Regions from separate parts of the Homo sapiens genome. Here region 2 is linked to region 1. A link is a loop called in an ENCODE intact Hi-C map of the cell type or tissue named here. Cell type or tissue: IMR-90. All regions are shown on one strand.

Evidence for each region. Peaks named below come from ENCODE experiments on the same cell type or tissue, not always from the same donor. Only the 100,000 strongest peaks of a DNase experiment are listed, where the experiment ranks them.
Region 2: it touches region 1 in a loop (2.2-fold over the local background); 4 of 110 quality-filtered maps call a loop at or near these places.

Annotation. Positions count from the first base shown.
Region 1 is chr11:31,495,531-31,503,530 of GRCh38, forward strand. The region is part of intron 1 of IMMP1L (inner mitochondrial membrane peptidase subunit 1); the gene reads right to left. Among named protein-coding and RNA genes, the nearest start is that of IMMP1L, 10 kb to the right of the region's middle. In IMR-90, no CTCF peak of the experiment used is centred here; a DNase peak (open chromatin) is centred at 4,281.
Region 2 is chr11:31,795,380-31,803,379 of GRCh38, forward strand. It overlaps PAX6 (paired box 6), which reads right to left. Exons shown (of 14, transcript NM_001368894.2): 5 at 7,325-7,455; 6 at 6,492-6,533; 7 at 6,182-6,397; 8 at 5,312-5,477. Among named protein-coding and RNA genes, the nearest start is that of PAX6, 12 kb to the right of the region's middle. RefSeq lists enhancers at 1-1,494, 3,248-3,785. In IMR-90, a CTCF peak has its summit at 3,462; no DNase peak of the experiment used is centred here; H3K27me3 peaks cover 7,130 bases.

The DNA.
Region 1 (8,000 bases):
GGAAGGCCTCGGGAAACTTACACTCATGGCGAAAGGACTTACACGCTGATTTCAAATGTTGATATTATTATTTTAAGCCCTGAGTCAAAATTTAGTACAAAGTTATAGTAAGCAAAAACGTGGTACTGGCATAATGACAGATCTATAGACCAATGGAATAGAATAAAGAGCACAGAAATAGCATTGACATAAATGGTCAAATGATTTTTGACAAGGGTGCCAAGACCATTCAATGGGGAAAAGGCAGTCTTTTCAACACATGGTATTGAGAAAACTAGATATCAACATAAAAAAGAATGAAGTTGGACTTTTGTCTTACACCATATAAAATTAACTCAAAATAGATCAAAAACCTAAATGGAAGAGCTAAAACTACACAACTCTTGATTGGCCATGATTCATTGAATATGGCAACAAAAACAAAGGTCACAAAAGAAATAAAAATATATAAACTAGACTTTCTCAAATTAAAAACTTTTGAGCAACAAAAAATACTATCACAAGGAGAAAGTATTTGCATATCATACATCTAATTAAGGGTCACGGTCCAGAATATATAAAGAACTCCTATAACTCAAAAACCCGCAAAAAAAAAAAAAACAAAGCCATTACTCAATTCAAAACCGGCAAAGGTTTTCAAAAGACATCTCTCCAGACAAGGTATACAAATGGCCAATAAGCACATGAAAAGATGTTAAACATCCCTAGTCATTAGGGAAATGCATATCAAAACCACAATAAGATATCACATCATATGCATTAGGATGACTATTATCAAAAAAACAGAAAATAACAAATGTTGCTAAGGATGTGGTGAAATTGTAACCCTTCCGCACTCCTGGTGGGAATGCAAAATGGTACAGCCAATGTGGAAAACAGTTTGGTGATACCTTAAAAAGTTAATCATAGAATTTTCATATAATCCAGCAATTCCATTGTATGGTATATACCCAAAGGAAATGAAAACAGAGATTCAAACAGATACTTCTATGCCAATGTTCACTGTAGCACTATTTACAATAGCCAAAGGTAGAAACAACCCAAGAGTCTATCAACAGATGAATGGATAAACAAACTGTGATATATGTGTGTGTGTGTGTGTGTGTATATTATAAATATGTTATCTTATATATATGTTATAACTTTTTAAAATTTTATTATTATTATACTTTAAATTTTAGGGTACATCCTAATGCTAAATGATGTTAATATGTTATAATTTACATATGTAATCTGATATAGGATAATCATATATTATAATAGATAATCCTATATATAACATATATTATACATTATATAATCTATAATTTTATATATCTAAGAGTATATTATATAATCTTATATATATCTGATATATATGATCTTATATCATATATAATACAATCTTATATATTATATACAATGATATATCATCTATTACGTATATCATATATATCATCTATTATATATGATAATCTTATATCATATACTATAATCTTATATAAGATTGCACATGTTACATATATGTATTACATATTATATATATATACACACACAGATGGTCCCTGACTTAGCAATGGTTTCACTTATGATTTTCAACCTTATAATGGGTTTATCAGGGTATTAAATACATTTTCAACTTATGGTATTTTCAACTTAAATTGGGTTTATCAGGACATAACTCCATCATAAGTCAAAGAGCATCTGCAATAGATTATTCAGCCATAAAAAAATGAAGTTTTAATATATGATACAAAATACATGAACTTTGAAAAACATTATGCTAAGTGAAAAATATTATGCAAATATTAACAAGAATATAGTATGATTCCACTTATATGAGGTGCTTATAATAAGTTGGCAAATTCACTGAGAGTAGAATACAGGTTATTAGTGGTTGAAACAAGAGAGAATAACAAGTTACTGCTTCTTGGGTACAATATTTCTTTTCTTTTTTTTTTTTTTTTTTTGAGATGGGAGTCTCGCTCTGTCGCCAGACTGGAGTGCAGTGGTGCGATCTCCGCTCACCGCAACCTCCGCCTCCTGGGTTCAAGCAATTCTCCTGCCTCAGCCTCCCAAGTAGCTGGGACTAGAGGCACGCGCTACCACGCCCAGCTAATTTTTCTATTTTTAGTAGAGACGGGGTTTCAGCATGTTAGCCAGTATGGTCTCGATCTCTTGACCTCGTGATCCGCCTGCCAAAGTGTTGGGATTACAGGCGTGAGCCACTGCACCCGGCGGGGTACAATATTTCTTCTTGAATGATGAAAAAGTTTTAGAAATAGTGGCAATGATTACACAACATTGTAAGTACTCTTAATGTGACTTCACTTATACTTAAAAATGATGAAAGTAGTGAATTTTATGTTACGTATATTTTTATCACACATACACAAATTTTTTTAAAGGGCTCAAAACCTTGAGCCAGTTCAGAGGGCAGACACAAATACTTCAGTTAGAAAATCAAAACTGGGCTACTGATAAGTAGTAAAGTGAACATATTCCAATGCTCAGTGAGAGAAAAACGATCGTCATGTATGATGATAATCTATTAATTTTCATGTGAGTTGATTTAGGAAATGTTAATAGAAAAAACATAATTTGCTTTATATTCTTAAAAAATCCAACCTTAGAATACCAAATGGACTATAAAATTATTTTCAAATCTTTAATTTTGACTAATGGAAAAATTGTAATACCAAATGACCTTTAATGTTATTCTTTGAACCTTTCACTTTGGGAAATAAAAAATATAATAAGCAGAACTATAAAATTAAAATTCTAAAGGTTTTAAGAAGGAAATATTTTTAAATTACAAAGGATTCTGTTTCACCACTGGACAACACTGTTATAAAGTTCTTTAATCTGGGTTGAAACTGAAATTTCTATGCCCTGGAGAAACAAAGAGGTCTAATTTTTTTTTGACAGGATTAAAACAAGTCTTATGAAACTCAAAATCTTTCACCTCCCAGCTACCTATATTCCAGTTACTACCTCAATTGCTTTCCCATCACTTTTTCTCACCATATTAATCACTCTGAATATATACCTATTTTAGCAGAGCAAATATGCTTCATGTTTTATGCTAATATCCATAAACTGGCTACATAAAAAGCTACCCTGAGGAGGAAACTAAGCCTGTATTTGGACTGAAGTGGAAAATAGTGGATAAGAGTATGAATTCTGTAGTCAGACAGGCTAGCTCTATTGTGAATCCTAGATCTTCCACTTACGAGCTTTCTGACCTAGATAGAACAAGTTACTTATCCTTTATGTGACTCCATTAACTTCTGAACACACTCATCTATAAAATGTGTGAGGATTAAATAATATATAAAGCATTCACAACATTACAGGGACTACAATAGGCATTCAACAAAAACATTACTTAATATAATTAATCACCAATACATCCATGGAGAGAGGAGTGGAGATACTGAAGAAGATACTAAAGAAGATACTTTACATTTCAGTTTTACCATGTGTCTTTTGATTCAAATATCATGCCTAAATGGGATTCTGGTTCAAAACTGCAGATAAATTTACTGCTACTCTCTTCAAAAACTACACGGAGGGCCGGGCGAGGTGGCTTACACTGTAATCCCAGCACTTTGGAAGGCCAAGGTGCACGGATCACGAGGTCAGGAGATCAAGACCATCCTGGCTAAAATGGTGAAACCCGGTCTCTACTAAAAATACAAAAAAATTAGCTGGGCGTGGTGGCGGGCACCTGTAGTCCCAGCTACTCAAGAGGCTGAGGCAGGAAAATGGCGTGAACCCGGGACGCGGAGCTTGCAGTGAGCTGAGATCACGTCATTGCACTCCAGCCTGGGCGACAGAGTGAGACTCCGTATCAAAAAACAAAACAAAACAAAACAAAACAAAAAACACTACACTGAAACGACAGTACGTTTTAAAAAATAAATAGAAATAAATGCTGAGAAAAGGAGTGAAAGGCACACTAGAGATTTTGAAGAATTTCTGGAAGACCAGGCATATAAAATCATAGTGATAGGTTTGGATGGAGCGAATGACAGTCCAGATATGGTTAGCAAATTATAGTTCACAGGGTAAATCTCCCAGCCCATCACATGCTTTTGCATTTTTTAAAGGGCTGAAAGACTAAAGCAGCAGCATATTTTTTATAACATGTGAAAACTACATGAAATTCAAATTTCAGTGTCCACAAAGTGTTATTAAAACACAGCCATACTCATTTGTTAATGTTATTTCTGGCTACTTTCCCATGGAAGAGTTAAGAGGTCATATTACCCGCAAAACCTAAAATATTTACCATCTGGTCCCAGAAAATGTATGCCCACCCCTAGCCAAGCACAAACATGAGAATGCTTCAGGAAGATGAGACGCTTCTTCCTGTGACTCCAAAGGGGTTCTGAGCTAAAATCAGCAGTTCTGGAGGCTAACTTCTTAAATAAATAAATAAATAAATAAATAAATAAATAAATAAATAAAGTGTAATCTGCCTGAGAAGAATTTGGTCTCCAAGTATGGAGGTTGGAGAGCTAGGTTAGGGGCCTCCTCATCTGGCTATTAGAGAACGACTGGTCTGTGTACTTGCTCCTTGATTATGCACATTAAAGCAAAGTACACCAATAAATTAAGTCCTACCAACCCACAAGAAAATTGGTCAGTCTTTTTTTTTCCATTTAGGCTAAAGATTTGATGGGAAAACAAAGAAAGAGAAAACCCACTCCAGTTACTATATTATTCCACTGGTCCTTCACTTATCAACATGAATAAAGAGCCAACATTTAAGGAAAACACGAGCATGAGAAAGAAGGTCCATAATGAAAATAATTAGTCTGAATAAGCAACCCTGGAGAAATCAGAGGTAATTCAGGGAGGAAAAAAAATTCTATGTCTCTGTAAAACAAGAGATATAGAATTAAAAGAACAGAGTTTAAACATAAAATATATGCCTGTCTGCCACCACCTTCTCCCATTCAGAAAAAATAGAAAAGGTGGAGAAAAAGTTGAAGAGGAACAATCCAAAGGAGTTAATCTTCCTAAACTTTCAGGAAAAGACACTCCTCTCTCCCCTCCAAAAATCTGTTCCACATATGCACACACACACACACACAAACACACACACACACACTCCCCAAAGAGAGGGTGTTGAAAGGACTCGGAACACAGGGCAAATGAAATAAAAATACATAAAGCTGTAGACACTTTTTTTTTTCAACCTAGAGCAGAGGTTGCCAAACTAGGGCCCATGAGTCAAATTCAGCAGACTCTGTTTTAGCCAATAAAGTTTTACTGGGACAAAGTCATGCTCATTCATATACATGTTATCTGTGACTGCTTTTGTGCTCTCACAGCGAGTTGAAAAGTTGTAACAGAGACCATATGGACTACAAGGCCTAAAATATTTACTATTTGGTCTTTTATAGAAAAAGGTTGCCAAAGCTTGATCTAAAGCTGTGTGATTTAATATAGTACAAACTAGCCACATGCAGCTGTTTAAATAAATAACTTAAAATAACTAAAATTAAATAAGATTAAAATTCAGTTCCTCTGTCATATCAGTCACATTTTAAGTACTCTATAACCATACGTGTTTAATGACTATTGTACTGGACAGTGCAGATACAGAACATTTCCATCAACATAGGAGGTTCTACTGGACAGGGTTCATCTGGGTATTACAATAGATTATTGTAACTGCATTTTAATTACTGCTTTAACAATTGCTACACTGAAAAAACATACCTAAGTGCTACAGTCTGAATGTGTCCCCCAAAAAGCATGTGTTGAAAATTTAATTCCCAGTGCAATAGTGTTGAGAGGTGAGGCTAAATGGGAGGTGTTTAGGTCTGAGGGCTCCACCCTCATGAATGGATTAATGAAAATTATAAATGAGATTGAGGCTGAGAGTTGACTCTTGTTCTCTCTTGCTCTCTCTTGGGCCACTCCACTATGTGATAACACAGCAAGGACACCCTCGCTGGATACCAGCCCCTCAATCTTGGACTTCCCAGTTTCCTGAATTGTGAGCCAATATATTTCTGTTCATTATACATTACCCAGTCTCAGGTATTCTGTTACAGCAACACAGAATAGAATAAGACACTCAGAAGCAGGAAGAAGAAATACATTTAGAAAAAGACAGAAATTAGGGGTTTTAGAAATGAAAATAATGGCCGAGCATGGTGGCTCATGCCTGTAATCCCAGCACTTTGGGAGGCCGAGGCAGGTGGATCACTTGAGGCCAGGAGTTTGAGCCCAGCCTGGCCAAAACAGTGAAACCCCATCTCTACAAATAAATAAATAAATAAATAAATAAATAAATAAATAAATAGCTGGGCATGGTAACACATGCTTGTAACCCCAGCTACTTGGAAGGCTGAAGCATGAGAATTACTTGAACCTGGGAGGTGGAGGTTACAGTGAGCCAAGATCATGCCACTGCACTCCAGCCTGGGCAACAGAGTAAGACTGTCTCAAAAAAAAAAGAAAAAGAAAAAGAAATGAAAATAATTAATGCATACATCAAAGACCTTGTTGTATGAAAATATCACCGAAATAGATATTTTTAAAGTCCTTCAAAGTCAGAGAGAAAAAATCCGAACTGAGAGAAAATTCAAAGATATAGTACTACAAATGAGAAACTAAATTTGAACATAGATGTGGAAGAGATTATAATTCAAGGTTGAGAATGTAATGAATGCTATCACATTTGAAAGTAATAATAAAGTTTCCTACGAAAACAGAATTCAAAAAGAGGTAGAATAATTATATAGAACAAGAGCCATTAGTAATTTTTTAAATTATGTAATAAATGGATCCAATTTGGTTCTGAGTTAATGAAAATAATGTTTGCTAGGATATCCAACTTTCATTTTATCCTGCAAGAAATTCATCAAAACATACTTCATATCCAGACTCTTAAACTAAGAAACAGTAGTCAAAATAATAAATTTCACTCTAACACTACCCATTGGTCCAGGATTTATTTATTTCTTTAGAGAGGAGCTTCAGGAGCCTGTGGGACCCTTCGGGCAAAATCAGTAGATGTGATTTTTTCATATGAAATAGTTTTAAATATTTGGCCTACTCCCAGGCTTCCATAATTATTCAAACCGAAGGGAAATTGATCACATCTCAGCAGAAATGTCCACGATAATTAGAACATCACACATGCTTTAACACAGTAGCTTTATGTCTATGAGACTCTGGTTGACACGTGAAAGGAACACCAGTCAGCCGTTATTTAATTCCTCATGTTGGCTACATGCAAATATGGAGAAAAGTCCCAGACTGAATGACATACAAATGTTGGGCCAGTCTCTGAAATTTCTTTTCTTTTTTTGCTAAAAATTTTAATGTTTTTGTGTTGACCATTAAAAACACTTTGTTTGCCTTTATTTTTTCTTGTAGACAGATTTACTTGACAAATCTCCTTGAACTAAAACCCTTGGACACATTTACCCTATTACACTGCACATTCTAACACATGACTATACAATGGCTTTTTAAGTTTTAATTTAAATACCCCAGTTTTCCATTTATACTTTAAAATCCACTAAAATTATAATGAATATAAGTACTCATTTGCCCTGGTCAGTCCCAGCTTACTCCTGCTTTCCTAGCATCCAATATAATTCAGTATTTCAGTACTTTCAAAAGTGTCCTAAATAATCTACAGATCAAAGAGAAAATCAAAACAAAAAGTAGTAAATATTTTGAAATAAATGATGAAAACATAAAATGCCATAAGTTATAGGAGCAGCTAGTGCACGCTCTTAACTACATACGGTATATTAGAAAAGGCAGAAAATCAATAATTAAGCTTTTAGTATAAGAAGGCGGAACAAACAAAGCCTTAGCAAATCAAAATGAAGGAATGTAGAAGGAAATAAATGATAAATAAATAGTAATCGATTAAACAGAAAGTAGAAAGTAAAGACTGAGAAAAACCAATAAAGCCAAATTTGAGTATTTTTAAAGATTACGTGAAAAATCCCTAGCAAAATTAACAATGAAGAAAAAAAGGAAAA
Region 2 (8,000 bases), 300 kb after region 1:
TATGAGTGCGCTTCGCCTTGACACCTATTACGAGCACAGCTGTAATTATATCATCACCAAGAACAGGCTATAATTGCTGAAAATGGAATTTTATATTTAGATAAAAGGACTGTCCATTCTTTGTAATGTGTTGCACCAGAGAAAAGTAAGATTTCTTTTAAATTTTTAACGTGTAATTTTAAAAAAGAAATAGTAGAGAGTTCACTAACTAGCTAAATATTCTATGCTGCAGCTGAATCTTTGGCATATCATTTAAGTGGTACATTTTTAATTAGGGCATTTCCACCACTTTGAATGTAACTTCTATCATTATACAGGGGGAAAGTTTTATGGTTTTCCCTTGCTGCCTGGAGGGCAAGATGTGCACTTGGGCTAGCTGGCTCCCGGCTTGCACCTTGCCTGTAAGGCCACAGTGAAGGGAAGCAGGATTGCCTAAACTCTGACTGGGCCTCCAGGGCCACTACAGGCTGGGTCCTGGGTCTGGGGTCCTGAAATGACCCCCAAGGGATACCAGCATGGGCTACCCACCTCCCTATCCTCAAAACTTGGCCAGAGGCGGGGTGGAGGGGCCCCTAGGAGCGCCTTGGTGGGAATCGACTTGGCCAGGAATATTATTTATAACCAGGAGACAATAGGCTGCGCCTTCAAAGAGTTCAGGGAATTGTGACAGGATCTAGTGGGATCTTTTCAGGAACTTTGAAATGTTTTAAAACCCCAACTTTCTCCCCCATTTAAACAGGCGGATTCATCGGCACTGGCCACCATATGGGCCCTTGGAGATCTATTGAGATGACCACCAACACTTGAATAGCGAGGGGCTGCTTTTCAGCGCTGCACAATGCCCCGCGAGTAAGGGAAACTATTAAACTCCTGGGGCAGGAGCGTTGGCAAACTTTCGTGGGCAGAATTTTGAGGCTACAATGAGCGCGGACAACAAAAGGATTCTCTTGAGGCGTGCAGCGGGCCACATTGTGTTACAAGAAGCCCAGTCAACAGACTTTTCAGTGAAGTGTGTTAACCCCTCTGCTCTGCTATCATTAATCACTGTCCGAAGAGCGGGCGCCTCCGTGCTATTTAGGGCGCTTGGCTGGGGGGATGGAGGGTGGATGGGGGGGCCAGGGCCCAGCATGGGGGGAGGCAGGGAGAGTGGACGGGGACCAGGGCTGGGTTCCTACATAGAGGAGATGGAGGGGAGGCAGGATGGAAACCAGCGGTGGGGGTGGAAGCAAGGGGGAAGGATTGGGGGGCCTGGGTTAGGGGAAAGACAGAGGGCGATGGAGGGAAAAAGAGGGCGATGGAGGGGAAAAGAAGGCTCAAAAAACATAGAGGCTAGAAAGGTATTTTTAAAAAAGGACAGAAAAGAATGCTGAGAGGAAAAAGAGACACGAGGGCCGAACAAGAGTGGGAGAGAGAGGAAAAGGAGGATGAGGGCCAGAGAATATTAGTAACTGAGCCCCATCTGGACTCTGGGTCTTTGCACTCCATCAGAAAGGTGGGGGTCGAGGAGGGCTACTTAGCTGAGGGAGACGCGCTCCGCTCACGTGTGCGGGCACAAGCGTCTGTGCTAATTTACTGCCCCAAGTTTCCGGGGACTTTTCAAAGCGTTTTTCAAGGGAAGAAATGAAGCGACCACCCCCACCCCTCGCTTTATTTTCGGGTTTGGTGAAGAAGGAAGACTGGAAATAGCTCCTTTTGGCCAACTAGAAAGGCCGGAGGGTTATTGCTTTTGGAAAACAGACAAAAATCTGTGCACATCTGGTATGGGGTGGGGGACACTGAGGAGAACACAATGCCCATCTCCCCATGGCCACTCATGCCCATGCCTTCCTAGGGGCCCCATCTCGGTCCCTTTTCTGGCACATTCGATCTCGCCAATTAAACAAAGTTGCCCGAATCTGCCTCCGAAGAACCCCGCCGATAGCATGCTCTGCTCTCATTTGCCTCTTTGACATTTTCTTAATTTTAAAACATGGAGATTCACATTCTTATCCATGTTCTGTCTCACACAAACATACACACGGGTTTACACAGGCAGCACGCGATCGCCGCCAGGCCCTGTGCTGCCTCCAGAACTGACACTTAAGAGAGAAAAGTCAGCAGGGACAGTAGAGCTCAATTTTAAATCTGGAAAAAAAAAAAAAAAAAAAAAAGATGGGAAGCGGGGATTGGAATTCCACAGCAAAAAGAAACCTGTCGCTGCAGGATCCCTTCTCTACCCCGCGGGGAGAGCGGCACGGAGACAGTTCATTACTTTAGAAGTGGCAACTGTTTGCAGCCAGGCGGTGACCTAGCGGCTGCTCTTACATAAAATGGGTACATTTCCCCCCACTTTAGTGGATTTGCCTTCCACTCTTAAAGCTTTTAACAAAATAAAACTAGAAGTTGGATCTCGACTCCCCCACCCCCACGATAAACCTAAGTGGTGGACAATTAAGATATCTTCTTCAAAAGGCGCCCCCTCGGAGCCGCGCAAAGCAGGGGCCTTCAGTGGGTGCCGTTCACCTTCCAGCCTAATCCGTGAGAAAGCGAGTGAAAGCGCCTCCCATTATCCCAGCCCCAGGACCATCTGACGATGGGAATAGGATTTGTTTCCTGGAAGGAGGTGAGAGAGAGAGAGAGAGAGAGAGACAGAGAGAGAGTTGCTGGGAAATAAAATCATTCCTTAGTTTCTTAGTGTCTTAATCAGTGAGGCGGAAAACAAGCAAGAAAAGATAGCAACCCGGTTGCGGCACCTTTTCAGCTCTGGAGCGCGGATCAAAACATTGTAGCATCTGTTGAAAGAGAGGCTGACTAAATCCTATAGAGGGCTTGGGTATTATGGGGGGTGGGGGTGGGGTGAGGGGAGGAGATAAGAAAAAGTGTCTCCGTGATCCCTAAAACCACCAAATCGCCGGAGAATTGGGGCTGGATAGAGTTGTCTCTTGTTGTTGTCAGCCCACGTCGTCGCGATTTTATTCACCGCCGCATGGCGTTGATCAGATGGAAACCATATTTGTCTCCCTCTGAGACCTAACCCCCGCCTTATGCTTTTGGAGTATGGACTCTTTAAAACCCAAGAAAGGCTTCCTGGGCTGGGAAAGGGGGCTAGGGAGGGAGGGGGACCCTCTTAGCACCAAAAAGTCTGAGGATTCCCCGGGAACGTGAAGCGAAGCTCACCACCGGTGCCCGCTACCCCCACGCCGGCAACTCTGTGCTTCGTTTGGCCCACGTGTCCTCCCCACGCAACTAGGGGCGACGGTCCTGTGCCTGAGGTGACAATCACCCCCCAAAAACCTCACTTGCGGGTGGGGGGGTGGTGATTGCCAGTTGACCCAGAATTTTCTAGCAACTAGGCGCGTTAAAGTGAAAAGCCCCTGGACTAGCTCCACCTCCGGCCCCAACCATCACAGGCGGACCCTAGCTGATTTGACTCTCACTTCCCGCCCTCAGACTGCCGGCGACGAAAATCCGCCCGAATCGGGCGCCACCTCTGGTGGAAGCTGCTGTCCTCGGCTTCTGCCCAACTCCAAGAAGCGGAAGGGGGGTGTATCCTGCGCCCCAAGCTCATGGGAGCCCACGCACCGGGGAGAGCCCGGAGTGGAGGCTCTGGGCTCAGCCCTCCCAGGCCTAGGCCACCGTGCCCTGAGTCCCTCCCCAAGACTTCTCGGACTAAGTGGGCCAGACTCTTGTCAGGGGAGGGATCACCAGGACCTCAGATTGCTGGGGGCGGAGGGGTGGACGCTCGTGAGTGCGAAGTTCGGGTGTCACTTGGGTGTGTCCAGTGTCTACAAGTGGGAATCCTACGGTTTCAAAAGTCAGGCAGGGATGGGGTTGCCTACACTCGGTGGGGTCAATCGCTAGTCTCACCAGAGGCGGGAGCGGGCCTGGGGGCCCTCTGAGCTCGCGGAGGCGGCGGGTTCGGGGCCCGTGCGGGCGGGGTCGCCCAGGGGAGCCCGGGCCCCGCGCGTCAGGAGGCCTCCGCCGGCCGAGCGGCCGCGCTGGGAAACAAGAAGCGAGCGCTTTGCTCCCTATCTTCCCAGTGTCCGTCCTATATTGTTTTCTGCTCTTAAAACTGACATGTCTAATTGGCAATTGGTGCCGAATCGTGTCCAGAGGTCTCTTGTGGAACATTTCTACAGCTGTCTCCTTCAACTAGACGCTTATTCATGTCGCCTTAATGAGAAACAAAACGTTCTCTAATGAGCAATTACAGAGCGACAGGATTGTTCCCATAACAAATTCTTGCGAGTGACAGAAGCATCCTTTGTACCAGATATTTCGCATACTGTTACCGATTTTCCCTTCCCTCGCCCGACTCCATGGAGGCGCCGGGCATCCGGAGCCGGTCCGAGAGCTCACGGATGCGCCGGCAGCCTCCTCGCAGTCCCGCGCGCCGCCCCTGGCCCCGAGCCCCTCGGCTCCGTTGTGCTCCTGGGAGTGAGACGCCACGTCCCATTATCCCGCATATTATCTCCTTGTCACGAGGACAACAAATACCGATTAATCTTCGGAGTAAACTGTTTCCTATTCTTGACCAAGCTACCTCGGGGTGTGGAGGGGAGCGGAGGGGAGCCAACTGACCCTCCCCTCCGCCCCACCCCCCCCATCCCCCGCTCTTCTTCCTCCAGCCCTTCTCACAGAACCTGGGGTGTTTCAGGTCCCATCTCTCCTCCCAGACCAGAGCGGCTCCCGGCATCCCGCCGTCCTGCTCACAGTATCTTCACCTCACCACTTCCACATAGTCGCCACCCACAGAGAGTGAGAAAGTGGGACCCAGAGGGGCGAACGGGGGAGGGGCAAGGATAGTGGGGTGGTTTTAGTTGGGAGACCACCACTTCCAATGCCCCATCCCCGACTCGCCCTGCATCTCCCTGCTCACCTTTTCATGTGCACCCTACTCATAGTCACATAATTTGTCAATTACAGCAAAAAGCAACAGGATACAATTATGTTAACCTCGCAGTCTGTCAGTGCGTTATCTTGTCACACTTCTACAAGGGGGCTCTCCCTGCATTCTAATGTCAAATTTGAATAGTGCACCACGCAGCTCGTTCTTATGCACACAGTGCTGCCCACAAACACACACACGCACCCACCAGCCACCTTCATACCGCTCCTGACATACACAACCCTCACATTCCCAGGCCAACAAAATGGTTCAACAAACACCACCTACATACAATGTGGTCGATGTGTCCCAGGCCTTCAAATGCAGTCTCACCCATGACATTCCCCAAGCATGGAAGCCCTGAGAGGAAATGGTTGGGAGAGTAGGGGACAGGCAAAGGGATGCACATATGGAGAGCTGCGTGGATGGCTGCTTGGGTTTTACCTTGCGTAGGTTGCCCTGGCACCGAAGTCCCCGGATACCAACCAGGGCGGGTGCCCCAGCTTCCGGTCTGCCCGTTCAACATCCTTAGTTTATCATACATGCCGTCTGCGCCCATCTGTTGCTTTTCGCTAGCCAGGTTGCGAAGAACTCTGTTTATTGATGACACCTGCAAATCAAACCAAAATCAAACCAAATGGTAGTGTCTCCTGAAGACACAGTCACCCATCTCAGCTCACCCACAACCTTAAAAAGCAACTCTCAACCCGTTAAAAAGCTCCCAGCCACCCCGGGACAGTGGGTGGATTTGCAGATACACCGTGGAAAAAATGATAGCTATCACTTTGGGCATGGAAATTTAGTTGGATAGAGAATTGGGCGGAGGGGGTCCTTCACCATTGCTTGGTGTCTCTGGTGACCTAACTCACACGGTTGCTTTGCTTTGTTAAAAGACTGCCCGAAAATAAAAACTATTTAGACTTGTTGTAAAGCTTTCTTTCATTATATTGTTTAATATTAGGATGGAAATGGATGTGTGACACCTGAAGGAAAGTTCTGGCAGGTGGATTAGGACGAAGTTACAATCTGGTTCTCATTTTCCTTCTTCATTCAAGTGCCTTTCCCTGGTGCCTCCGCCCTCTGTTTTGCAGCATGCAAATGAAGTGAATGACTCCCCACACTTGACTCCCATTTTCCAGACAGTCAAAGAAAAGTCAGGGCATTCCTCTCTGTTCCCCCAGGTACAAAGGAGACAAATGTGGAGCAGGGAGAGGACACAGACTAAGAGACAGTGGAGAGAGAGGGTGGGAGGAGGTAAAGAGGAGAGAGCATTGGGCTTAGGGCAGGGAGGGCAGATGTTCTCAATGAACTTACGCTTGGTATGTTATCGTTGGTACAGACCCCCTCGGACAGTAATCTGTCTCGGATTTCCCAAGCAAAGATGGACGGGCACTCCCGCTTATACTGGGCTATTTTGCTTACAACTTCTGGAGTCGCTACTCTCGGTTTACTACCACCGATTGCCCTGGGTCTGATGGAGCCAGTCTCGTAATACCTGCCCAGAATTTTACTCACACATCCGTTGGACACCTGCATAGGGGAAGTGGACAGAAAACCACATTATTAATAATTTCAAGACAAAAATAAAATTGTTTAAGTATGCATTAAACAATGACAAGCTTACGTTTTGATTGTCCAGCACTTGGACTTTTGCATCTGCATGGGTCTATAACACAAAAATATACCTTCAATGGTATGAGAACTTACTGTAGAGAGCTTTTTTTCTTAAAATTACATTTGTAGCCCTAAAAACTACAAATATGATGATACTTTCAAACAATTTGAACTAAAAAACGAATTTAAAAGCTTTTTTTAAAAAAAAAACTTTTCTTAAACACTGCCTGAAGATGCATCAAAACGAAGTAGATAAATTTATTTTTGTGCTGACCTTGCTTAAAGTGGCGTTATGTTTTAAAGAACAAAGGTAAAAAATAAACTGATTTTTTTACTTCTTCTTCTTTAAAAAATACTCAATTGAGTAAATGTGAGTTAGGGAGGAGTAAATAGCATTTGCCTTTTAAAATCAATATATATTATTCATAAACATGAAGAATAAACAAATACCTCAAAAGCTGAGGTAAGCATGGGCTGGGGAGAGCAGAATGAAATTATGCCGGTTTATATAACTCAGCTTATTACGGTTCATAAACTGTTCCCACAATGAATGTCTTTACCAAATAAAAAGAGAAAGATTTTTTTAAAAAAATCCGCACACAATATTTTTCTGAAGCAGATGAGTTATCTTATGTAACTGACCCAGGTTGAAAGAGATAGGGAAGGATGGTGGAAGGAGAGGGGAAAGTGGGAAGGCAGGGGAGTGGGTGGGGGGACTGGGGACTGGGGTGGGTGAGGGTGGGGGGGTCCATAATTAGCATCGTTTACAGTAAGAAATGAAGAGAGGGCGTTGAGAGTGGAGGGCCGCGGGGGCGGCGAGTGGGGCGGCGCCGGGAGGATCACCTGCAGAATTCGGGAAATGTCGCACGGCCGGGCCCCGCTGTGAGCTAGCTCTACAATCTTCTGCCGGGTGGAGTCCGGCAGTGGCCGCCCGTTGACAAAGACACCACCGAGCTGATTCACTCCGCTGTGACCTGAGGAAAGGGAGAGGAGAGGAAAGGGGAAAAGAAGAGAAGAGAGCAGAGTGAAGAGGAAGAAGAGGGAGAAGAAGGAAGAGGAAGATGAGGGAGAACAAGAACAGAAAGGAGAGGAGGAAGGGGAAGAGGAAGAAGGAGAGGAGGAGGAGACAACCACAATGCATCCTCATCCCCCTGCCAACCTGTGCCAACCTCGGCGGTCAGTTCCCTGCTATCGATCAAATAAAGGACAACAGGACCACCAGCCATGCCAGACATCGGGCAGCCCAGTCCAAGCAACCGTGCCCCTGCCCACTGTACTGCAGCAGCAACACAGAGTCAGACACATGCCAAGGAACAAGTACACATGGACCTCACTACAGCCATAACCCCAGCAGTGTCCCCAGCCCACTGCCCCTCTTCATAAACACTGCAGCCAGCCTCTGAACCCACAAAGCGCTAAGAACCGGCTCTATAAATCTCCCAAAGATCCCCTCTGAGTGTCACCGCAAACCATGGGTTCTACAGATCCCACACTGAACCTTCAAGGTCTCTGCAGTGTT